2 separate regions of the Mus musculus genome follow, and region 2 is linked to region 1. Evidence: chromatin loops called from intact Hi-C (ENCODE). Cell type or tissue: left cerebral cortex. All regions are shown on one strand.

What was found. Hi-C counts contacts between places; a loop is a spot of excess contacts. Peaks named below come from ENCODE experiments on the same cell type or tissue, not always from the same donor. Only the 100,000 strongest peaks of a DNase experiment are listed, where the experiment ranks them.
Region 2: a loop joins it to region 1, with 2.5 times the contacts of the local background. A loop is called at or near these places in 7 of 42 quality-filtered maps.

Annotation. Positions count from the first base shown.
Region 1 is chr4:91,373,665-91,378,664 of GRCm38, forward strand. It overlaps Elavl2 (ELAV like RNA binding protein 1), which reads right to left and starts at 2,832. Exons shown (of 8, transcript NM_001347149.2): 1 at 2,272-2,832. In left cerebral cortex, a CTCF peak has its summit at 3,014; DNase peaks (open chromatin) are centred at 1,101, 1,372, 1,727, 1,952 and 1 more place; H3K4me3 peaks cover 3,351 bases; H3K27ac peaks cover 2,759 bases.
Region 2 is chr4:91,082,040-91,087,039 of GRCm38, forward strand. No RefSeq gene overlaps it. Among named protein-coding and RNA genes, the nearest start is that of Gm25244, 87 kb to the left of the region's middle. In left cerebral cortex, a CTCF peak has its summit at 2,126 (motif pointing right); a DNase peak (open chromatin) is centred at 2,118.

The DNA of each region.
Region 1 (5,000 bases):
ATGGCAGAGATAACTGGGGGAAACTGCTTTTTAATTAAACTCTTAAATGATGACTTTGAAACATTCAACATTTTTCTTTTTCACAGACTTGTTTGCTCAGTTTTGACAAATCTCTCAGATGTCCCATTTAAGAAGCCATTTTACGAGGATTATCAAACATCCCTGACCTTCCTTTCCCCACAAAACACAAGCTCCCTCTCCTGACCTTTAGAAAGGGATTATCATTTAGGAAGATAAGCTGTTGGGTCACTATTGTCTACCTTGTAACCCCTCCAATTCTCCTTCATTTTAAGCCTATCTTTTTAGGTTGCAATTAATAGTAGGCCCAGAAAAATAAAACATACGCACGTCCTACCCCACTATCTTAGGAATAGCTCTAATAAATAAGGTCGTGGAGAAATGTTGCAGGTTTAGAATCTTAGCCAAATAGAATGTGTGTACATGAGTGGGGGAAGGGGCAGAACCCGTCCATTTAAGGGACGAAGTGCTCGGACATTCATCTCTGTCCATCAGCGTTAGCGTAAACACTAAATGGCTGATTATTTTTCTCACCCTCACCACAATAAAGGCAGACCTGGAGCTGTAGTTAGGAGGTAGAGAAGATAACCAATCTCCACGTCTGTTTTGGTAACAGATACCTGAAAATGGAAAATGGGGAACGCATCCACCCTCCAATCTGCCACAGTTGTACAGCCTTCCTATTAATTCTTTATAGACGTGAAATAGGTGGGCACGTAGCAACGTGCTGGGCATAAATTAAGCAACAATGGCCACGAGAAGTCCTGTCTGCCACAGAGGTACAGGGTGGGCACTGCCACCTTGCCATCCCTACTCCCCCCCCCCCCCATACACACGCCCTAGGCAGAGTCGGGGAAGGGGGGGGGTGGCAGAGCGCTAGCTTTTGGAACCAGCCTGTGGGTGGGGTAGGGAGCTGCGAGAGATGAACAACCCGGGCCAGCTTTGTAGCTTGCCCCCATACTTTGCGTCTCGAGCACCACTCGGCGCTCGCACGCACACATTCGCCCACACCCCCTCGTGCCGATAATTTAAACTTCTCCGAGGCAAAGCCAGCACCTCGGTCCGCCACCACCTCCCCCGCCCTCGCCGCCCGGCGAGCATCCTCCCCCTTTCCCACGTCTACCCGGATTCGCTCTTTCGCAGTAGAAAGCCGGCTGTTTTCCCCTGCACCCGGAGAAATCACAAAAGTTAAAATGAAGCGTGTGCCTGTCTGCCCAGAGTCTCGTCCCCAACCATCTTTCTCCTGGCGTCAGTTTTAACAATAGCTACTCGAGGAAGGGGAGCTGCGAGGAGGGGCTGAGGGCTATACAGCCGACTCAGCTCCCTGGGTAGCTGCGATGCCTCGCGGCTGCCAGTGAGTCTCCCTTTCCCGGAAGGCGGGCTCCGCTGCGTAGGACCAAGGACAGGGCTTGGAATCCACTGCCCAGCGCCCAGCACCGCGAGGCTCCCAAGCAGCTGCCACTTCACACTCACGGCTCCAAGGATCTTATTTACGCTTTTCTGAACAAAGGGAATCTCATATCCGGTATAGGCTCAAAGATTCGGCCCCAAATTGGCAGTCTTCTTTAAAATCTGAATTACAATCATTGGAATCCGTGAATCAGAGTCCTCAATTCTGGCAATGATGAGTTTTGACAGCTTCTAACCTTACCCCAGCCCCAGCCCAGCCCCAGCCCTTAGGCTGTATGTACTTTTTCCAGGCAACTACAACTCGCTGCCTGGTGCAGCATCTAAATTCCATCTGGCAATCCCATCTCCCCGGCACACGCTATCTAGTTAATGCAATTAAGCTGAGGATTTTCCCCACTGGTCTAATCTGCAAGTAAGTCCAGGGCTTCTGATTTCCCCAGTCCTCCGATTCCTTTGCGAAAGTAGAGGCATGCATTCCCCTCCAACATTCAAGTTATCCCTCTCTTCCCACGAAATGAACTTCCAACCTCAACCCCGAAGCTCACTGAACATGTAGCCTCCCATTGTAGCCTGCTGGATCTTGACCACATTTACCACTTAAGTTTCTATCAAGTGACATTTTCGAATATTCAGTACGTTAAGCATGCGTCCACTGTCTTCTAGTCTGGCTCTCAAGAATAAAAAAAATAAAAATAAAAATAAAAAAAAGCAAAGCAGTCGCTTTGAAATGAGGCAAACATGTGCAATTAACTTCACATTCTGTATTCCGCTCACTTACAGGTTTTCTGGGTTTGCCAGCGCATCGCTGCAACTAATGATTAAAGAAACCAAACCGAAACTTACCTTTCTCCCTTAAGGTTTTTGTGTATGTGTATTTTTAAAGTAACGGTGCACTTCTCCCAATAAGGATGAGCAAGAAGCTGCTGGATAGTTCTCTTAAGACAGCACGAAACCTAAACTGTGCTCGGCTTAAAAGAAGCAAATAAAAAGAAATGCTTTCGACCCCAAAGTCCAATGCTAAAAGAAATGATGAAAAAAAATATGAAAGGGGAGGGGAAACTTAAAAAAGAGAGTTTAAAAAGACGGAGAGACTACTCCTATTGCCGTTCAACTAAACAAAAAGGTGCAAGAAAAACAAACCAAGGAACAAAGAAAAGAGACGAAAGAACGTTTTTTCAAAAAGACGATGTCTTTCTCCGTGTTGCTTTTTAGTAGGTCGCTACAGGAGTAAGCTGCTGCATCTCTAAGTGAGAACAGAAATAAGGGGGGAGGACGTCTTAAAAGGGAGGTGGACTGGACCACAGATTTATAGCACCGTATCACCAACCCCTTCTCTGCCTCCGCACTGCCGTGTGTGCAGCTGCTCTGCCAGAGTCCTATCCCGGGCAGCACGCGCGGAAGTATACGCCGAGTTGCGCCACAACGCAACATGCTCATCGCCCCAGGTTTCTGATTGGGCGAGACGCTTCTATTGAGGCCGCCCAGGCGAAGCTCTGCTAGGTGATTGGCTAGGGACTTATGTCACTCTTGAGAGCTCAATGGAGTCCCGTTTCAAGGTAAGTTGTGCCGGGAGGTACACACTTAACACTGGCGGCGAAGGGAAATGCAAGAAGCAAAAAGAGATGGGAGAGAGAGAGAGAGAGCAACGTGGGAGGGAACTGTACTATGAGAGTTTGCGATATTGCACCATCTATTTTCCTCTTAAGTCTTTCTGCTTCCAAAAGATTCGTTTTATTTGCCCTCACGGCTGCATCTTTGGCATGTTTCTTTGTAATAGTAAACTGTCCGGTATGTATGAGTCATCGAGAGCGCCTCTCTTTGATTTGAGAGGGATTTGAACGTACACCCATTACTTGTCCGCATGCCTTTTTTGGTTTGTGTTCCAGTAATCTTTACATCTGTATTAGATATTGGGTAACTGTGTGTATGTTTCTCTATTTTAATATGTCCACCTCTTTCTCTCTCTTTCTCTCTCTCTCTCTCTCTCTCTCTCTCTCTCTCTCCTTTTAGAATAAGAATGAAATAGAAATGGTTTCAACTGAATCTGTACAGTTTGAACTAGCTTTCAATGTATGTCAGGGTTAAAAGGGGGTAGCAAAAACATCGTACTTAACAAAAACAAAAAAACAGGTAATGAATTGAAATAAGGTCCTTCAGTTGGAGGTAAAAAGAGCAGCTACATATAAAATTAAAACAAGCCACTCCTTTGCATTTGCTGGCAATACAGATCTTGAACCTCACAAGGATTGCTGACAGTAAAGATAGTTCAGCCTTTACCAGGTTCTTTTGAGAATTCAAAAGTTTGATCAGTAGACCAAGTGCTGTCTATGTCTTTGCTTTATAGATGAAGATTTCTTTATTCCAACCTCATGTTTGAGTAATATTCAAGAGGCTGAAGTGCAGGTTTATTCATACTTATTTCTTCCGTTAAGTGAAAGTGAGATTACTAAATTTACCTAGATGTATTTACAATGAGAAACAATATCCACCTAACTTAGTTCATTCCCAAGGAATTTTTCAGTTTTGACAGATAGCCTCAACTTCCTAAACAGTACATATATTTCTTACATAATCTCTCTTCTCTCAAAAATTATTTTACTACTATGTTTATTTGCTACTAGTCACTGTCCTTGATAATGTAAGAGAGCAAAGGCAACGGTAGAAATTAAACATTGCAGGAAGATGGAATGTCAGAGGGAAAGAGAAAGATGGTCTGAGAGCAAGTGACTTAGAAGTGGAAAGGAAATTGGTGTTCCTTGAGCGCGTCCTTGAGTTTGATAAATGATTAATGTAAAGAACTGGGGACCTGTTTATCCCCCGTTTAACCTGTGTAACAGTATCTAAGTTATATTATTTTGCATAACAACAACTAGGGTAGGAAAAGTGGGCCTGAATCTATGTGTATAATTACCATTTAGAATTATCATTTTGGAGCTCCCACCTCCTACTTTTTATATAACAATAGCTCCTTGGGGCTTAATTTCAACTTAAAACTATTAACTAGTCTCCAGTGAAACTACAGACAAATTAAGGGAAAAAACAGCAGCTTGAAGAAAAGAAGCCAGGAGACCAAAATATAAGAAAGCCTGCATCCCTGTTTACAATAGAAATATGAATAACAGCAGACTGGGTTTCTTGTCAAATACCTTCAATTCCTCTCACCTACCACCTCTGCATGGAAAAAAATGACAAAACTACACTACTGTTTGATTTATTCATTTATGCATGAGATGAACCATATTTTCTCCTTGTGATCATGTTCACACCCTGATATTGCATTAGTTCCATACATTCATAAAATAGTAGCAGTTTGAAGGGGATTCTTACATTGGTAAAGGCACAAGTACCTTTTTATGGGTGGAAACTAATAAAGACATTACATGGAAAGTAATAAAGCTGTTCATTCGAATGCAAAAATTCCTTAATTCTGTACATTCGGTATAGATGCTTTGTCTCAGTTTGGCAGAAGAGGAAATATTTTCAAAACATTGCTATATTCAACATGTTGTCTTTTCTTTGTAGATAGCACAGATTACCTGGGAAGCTGAAAATATCTTTAAATGGTGGCTTAC
Region 2 (5,000 bases), 290 kb before region 1:
GTTAGGTTTTAAACTACTTGGGCAGCCCAGTGCTTGCTAATGACACTTTTGTCTTCTGGATAAAGTCAACACCAACTGAGAGAGACAGCTATCCAACACTGGGTGGCAAATTTGATCTTATTTATTGGTATAGGTCTTTTCCTATTGTCCAGGTGCATCAAAACAGCTTAATAATTTTTCTAAGAAAAGGTCTCTAAAACTATTAGTGGACCTTTAAAAAGAAAAAGTTATCACTTGAACGAGAATAAAAGAAACCACTTTAAAATAGAATCAACAAACACATTACAGGGCAGACTGCCACCTTTCCCCTCCCAAACACATCACAGGCATTGCTAATCAATCACGGTCTTAATTGCAGCCTTCTACTCTGCTCCATGCGGTTTGTCAGCAGGCTGTACTAATCAATCTGTGCTGGTATTTTGGGTTGCTGGTATTTGTCACCTTGACTTTAAAGGTAATAATCATATAGTCCAAACATAAAATCACAGGAAATAGGCTCCCACTGCCTAAAAGGCAATGAGAAGGCAACCTTCGTTATCCAAAGGGCATGCCTGTCACTATCAGAAACGGCATCTTGTTTTACAATCAGCCATAAGACACAGCCTGTGGGATGGAGTGGCGCGTATCCTGGGAGGAGACACAAGAAGCTATGGAGACTTAATCAATTTACATTTGCTTCAGTGTGTGTCAATGGAGATAGTGAACATTTACTTAGTTGCACGGGCTTGGTGAGAAATAGCTAGAAAGCTCTACAGTGAGACGTGTTCCGGGACTGGCAGGATAGAAGGTGGGAAGGCCCTTTCCTTGTACGTTTCTCCCTGAGTGTTGAGTGATGGGTTTCAGTTTCTTCTTCTTAGAACATGTCTTTCTGGAACAACTGCAAAAAGTCCCTCAGAAAGTAGGTTAACCCCACCCCCAAAAGAGTGTTAAAAAGAAATGCCTACAACAAACAAAAATGAAAACCACCCACAGCATAGAAGATCACTGTCCAGGATCCATGGCATAGGTGACCACTGGCCAGGCTCTTGCAATTTCCCAGCCATTTCCTCGCACCACCAAAACTAAAAACAACTCGTCTGCTTTATGGTTTCGGGTGGAGTTTGCATTTGCACACTGCCTGCTTTATGTGTGTGAATCATATCATTTGATACCCTACAAATCACTCCTGTTAAAACATTTTTATTGATTCTTGGAGGATTTCTTATGTGTATAAACTGATCATTTCACACACACATACACACACACACACACTCTTCCTTCAACTTCTCCTACACCCACACCCACCCCTCCCAAACGCCGAACCTTTTTCTTAATGCACTAAGTCCAATTTGTGCTGACCACGTACTCCTGGCAGTGGGGACATCCATTGCAATGTGGCCAACCTACCAATGTTCACATCCTTAAAGAAAACTTACTCAGTGCCCCTGCAACCAGTAACTATCAATAGGTCCTCAGCAAGACACTGGGGCTCAGAGCCCCTCCCCCTATATGATGGAATGTTGACTGGCTTGACCTTGTCCAGGCAAGGTAGACCTCTGTGAGCTCAGGACTGCAGTGCTCCTGAGTGTACAGAAATCACTGCTTCACATCCATCTTCCCCATCGCCAGCTCTTACCATCGTTCACCCACTCTTCACATATGTCCCAGAGACTTGGGGTGACAGGGCATAACACAGATATCCCATGTGTAGCTAACAATCTGCTGACATTTATTCTACACTTGGACCAGTTGAAAGTTCCCCTGTTGTCTGCTGTCCCCTGAACAAAGAACTTTCTCAGATGAAGTGTGAGAACGGGGGTAATCTTACGGTAATAGAGAGATTAATTTAGAGGGCCATTAGATAGTATGTGCCTTTAGCAAAATAATAGGAGTAGGTTTACTCCTTGGGCTACAAGCTTTCCAACCTTGGGATTCTGACCAGATTTGTAGTACCAGATATACATTTCTTCCAATGGACTGGAGCTTAAATCCAATCCGTAAATGGCTGGTTATCCCCCAAAATATTTGTGCCACTGCTAGACACGTGTATACCTTGCCTCAGCAGCCATTATTATAGCCCACAGGGCTCACAGCTGAGTACAAGTCTAGATGACTTCCTCTTGACACAACCCACCGCAGAGCTTAATGTAAGCTAACCAGCAGGGGGAGCTTACAGTCACTGCCAACTTGTTTTCCCCATGCCTTTTGACCAAAGTGTGTGGTGTCTTCAGAAATAGGGTCTTTCTAGCAAGTTTACCACCAAGAGCAATGCCAATAGCCTGGCTTTTTTGTTTGTTTGTTTGTTTGTTTGTTTGTTTGTTTTTGGCAGTCTTCAGGATACTCCTGAGCAGCAACTCAAAAGCACCTACACCTGACACTGGGATTTTTATTTGTTATCTTATGGCTCGTGGGCAGAGCATTATCCCCTGCATATGGTAATTATAATTAAACTCAAAAGTGTACACACACGCGGATGTGTGTATTTGTGCGGGGGGGGGGGGTGGGGGGGGTGACATCACACTTATAAAACAATAGGTTTCCATATGTATTTTTTCAAATATCCTTAGTATTAGTTATCTTTGCCCCACCCTGTCCTCTGTCCTACCAATTTCATAATCATTCCCATTTTTTAAGCAGGTAACCAAGACCCGGCTATATTAAAGGTTCCATAGTCGCAGATACAGACATGGCCAAATTGGAGTTCGGATCACAAGGTTGAGAACAAACAGTGTTCTATTATGATCTACTGTAAATCTACCTCAGGGGAAAATAGCCCGTGCGTCTATAATGTGAATACCCTTAGGGACTACAGTCACTTATAGAGACACAGTCTCTCTCTCTCTCTCTCTCTCTCTCTCTCTCTCTCTCTCTCTCTCTCTCTGGCTTGAGTTTTCCAGGGTCTTCTCTTTTCCTAGATAATTCTGACTGGCTCATGTGCTATGTCTGTGTCAATGTCAAGATCCACCGCGATAGCTTCACTCTGCGCAACAGACAGAATTATTTAAGGTACTCTCCTCAGGAAAGGTCACTCCCTTCCCCTATATAGTGAGTGCCTCACCAGGCTGTGAGGAGCCACATTGGAGCAGTCAAGGAAAAATTTAAGCCACAATTAGATATGGCTATGTTAAAGCTATAAATATTCTCATAAGCTATTTCATTGATGGGAAAGAAGAAAATGAAATGGAAATAAGATTATTATTTCTGAGATTTATGCTCTTCTAAGAATATGGTCTGCTGTAATATTAACAATATTTAACACCTAGTCTGAAGCAGGCATCAACCAATGGGAATAAGCAGGCTAAGAAGTTTCCCTGCTGTGTCAGCATTATGACCCTCTTGATTGGCAAGATGTAAGAAAACCTGAGAGGTTAATGGGATGCCACAGGAACAGTCAAAGTAGTGAGCGCATAGTAGTAAAAACTGATCAGTGTATTGGTAGGGTGGAAGAAGGGCCCAAGGGAGAAGAGCAGTCCTGAATCCACTTCCTAAAACATCGTCTAACCTGTCAGAAAGAGTACATTGATGAGAGGTGCACAGAGCACAGAATCTGAGAACAAATGCCAAGAGTTGTTCCCACACTGAAGCTGCTCCAGGGGTCCATCCAGCAGTGGTCAGCCATGGTGGAGACAGGCCATCTGGAGTTGTGAGGATATCTTCATTAACATTCAAGCTGCATAACTAATTCCTTCCTCTCCTTCCTTGTCTATTTTAGATTCTATTTTCTTTGAACTTCCATGCTGCTTTTTCTCTGTGAAACAGCTAAGATGAAAATATTTTTATACAATCAAGTGCATGTTGAACGAACTTGGAGGAAGTTAGAGATGTCTGTTACATCGCTGCTTTCAGCACCCTTCCCTAATCACTTTTAAGTACAATAATTAACACAGATATTGGGCAAAGAAACACTCCTAGGAAATAAAGTTTGATTTCATCATGCATAGCATGTGTAACTTGGAGTCTTCAAAGAACTGGTGCAGTGATCTCAGCCAGGTTTCACATCAAATATGATAGTTAGGAGGAAAAGTAAAAAGGCAAGCAGAATAATTTCTCAAGTACTGTTAATGCTGGAAGTGCATACAGGTCCAAGGAGAGTTGGGTAAGCCCGAGGATGTCAACCAGAGCAGATTAATGTTGCCTCCAGTCCTGAGATTTATGAGACAGAGATAGGTTGTCTTCCCACAAGAATGGTGGGGTCCAAGGGGATAAAAAGACTGAATGCAGGACAAAGCTGACATAACTTATGATAACCTAAAAAAAACTGTGGATGTTGGTAGCCACCAAAAGTTGCTGAGAGAACCAACCTCACATGCCAATTCCTAGACTCCCCATCACTAAGGTGTTTTGAAAGGCCATCAGAAGCACTGAGTCAGCAAAACAAGAATGGCATTGGGGGAAAGGCTGTGCCTGCAGCAAAACAAAGGGCGGTTCCCAAACAGCTGCTTAAAAATTCAAGCCCCTTTCCCAACCATCTCTAGTGGTCCCACCCAATGAAAGATTCAAAAGCCCACCAAGCATGCCTATTGCCTGGAGCACAAAGCAGGAGCTTGCCACAAGCTGCTGCAAGCTTCATATCTACCATCTGTCCATACATATGCCTGAATCGCCTCCAAAGCAGAGTGGTCTCCTCCTAGCCTATGAGTGGCTTTCATTGGCAGGTTCTAACCTGGAACCACTGGGAAAGGAGTGTGCAGAAATGGGCTTCCCAACCCATCCTTTGTAAAGCCGTCCATGTGAGTGGAGCAGATTTCAAGCTGGCAACTGCCAACTAGTAGCACAACAGAGCGGTAAGGGGATATTAAGCATGCACTTCCAAACCCAAATATCGTAAAGGTACCAAATTTCACTCAACTACTTCAAGACTAGTCAATTACATATTAAGATATCAGTAGGTAAGAGACAGAAATCTTACATGGGTGTTTTCTAAAAGATAAACCATAAACCAATCACTATAAACCTATGATTCTCCAACTTATAAAAGAGAAGAACCTGCAGTGTATGTGAAATCCATCATGAGGAACATG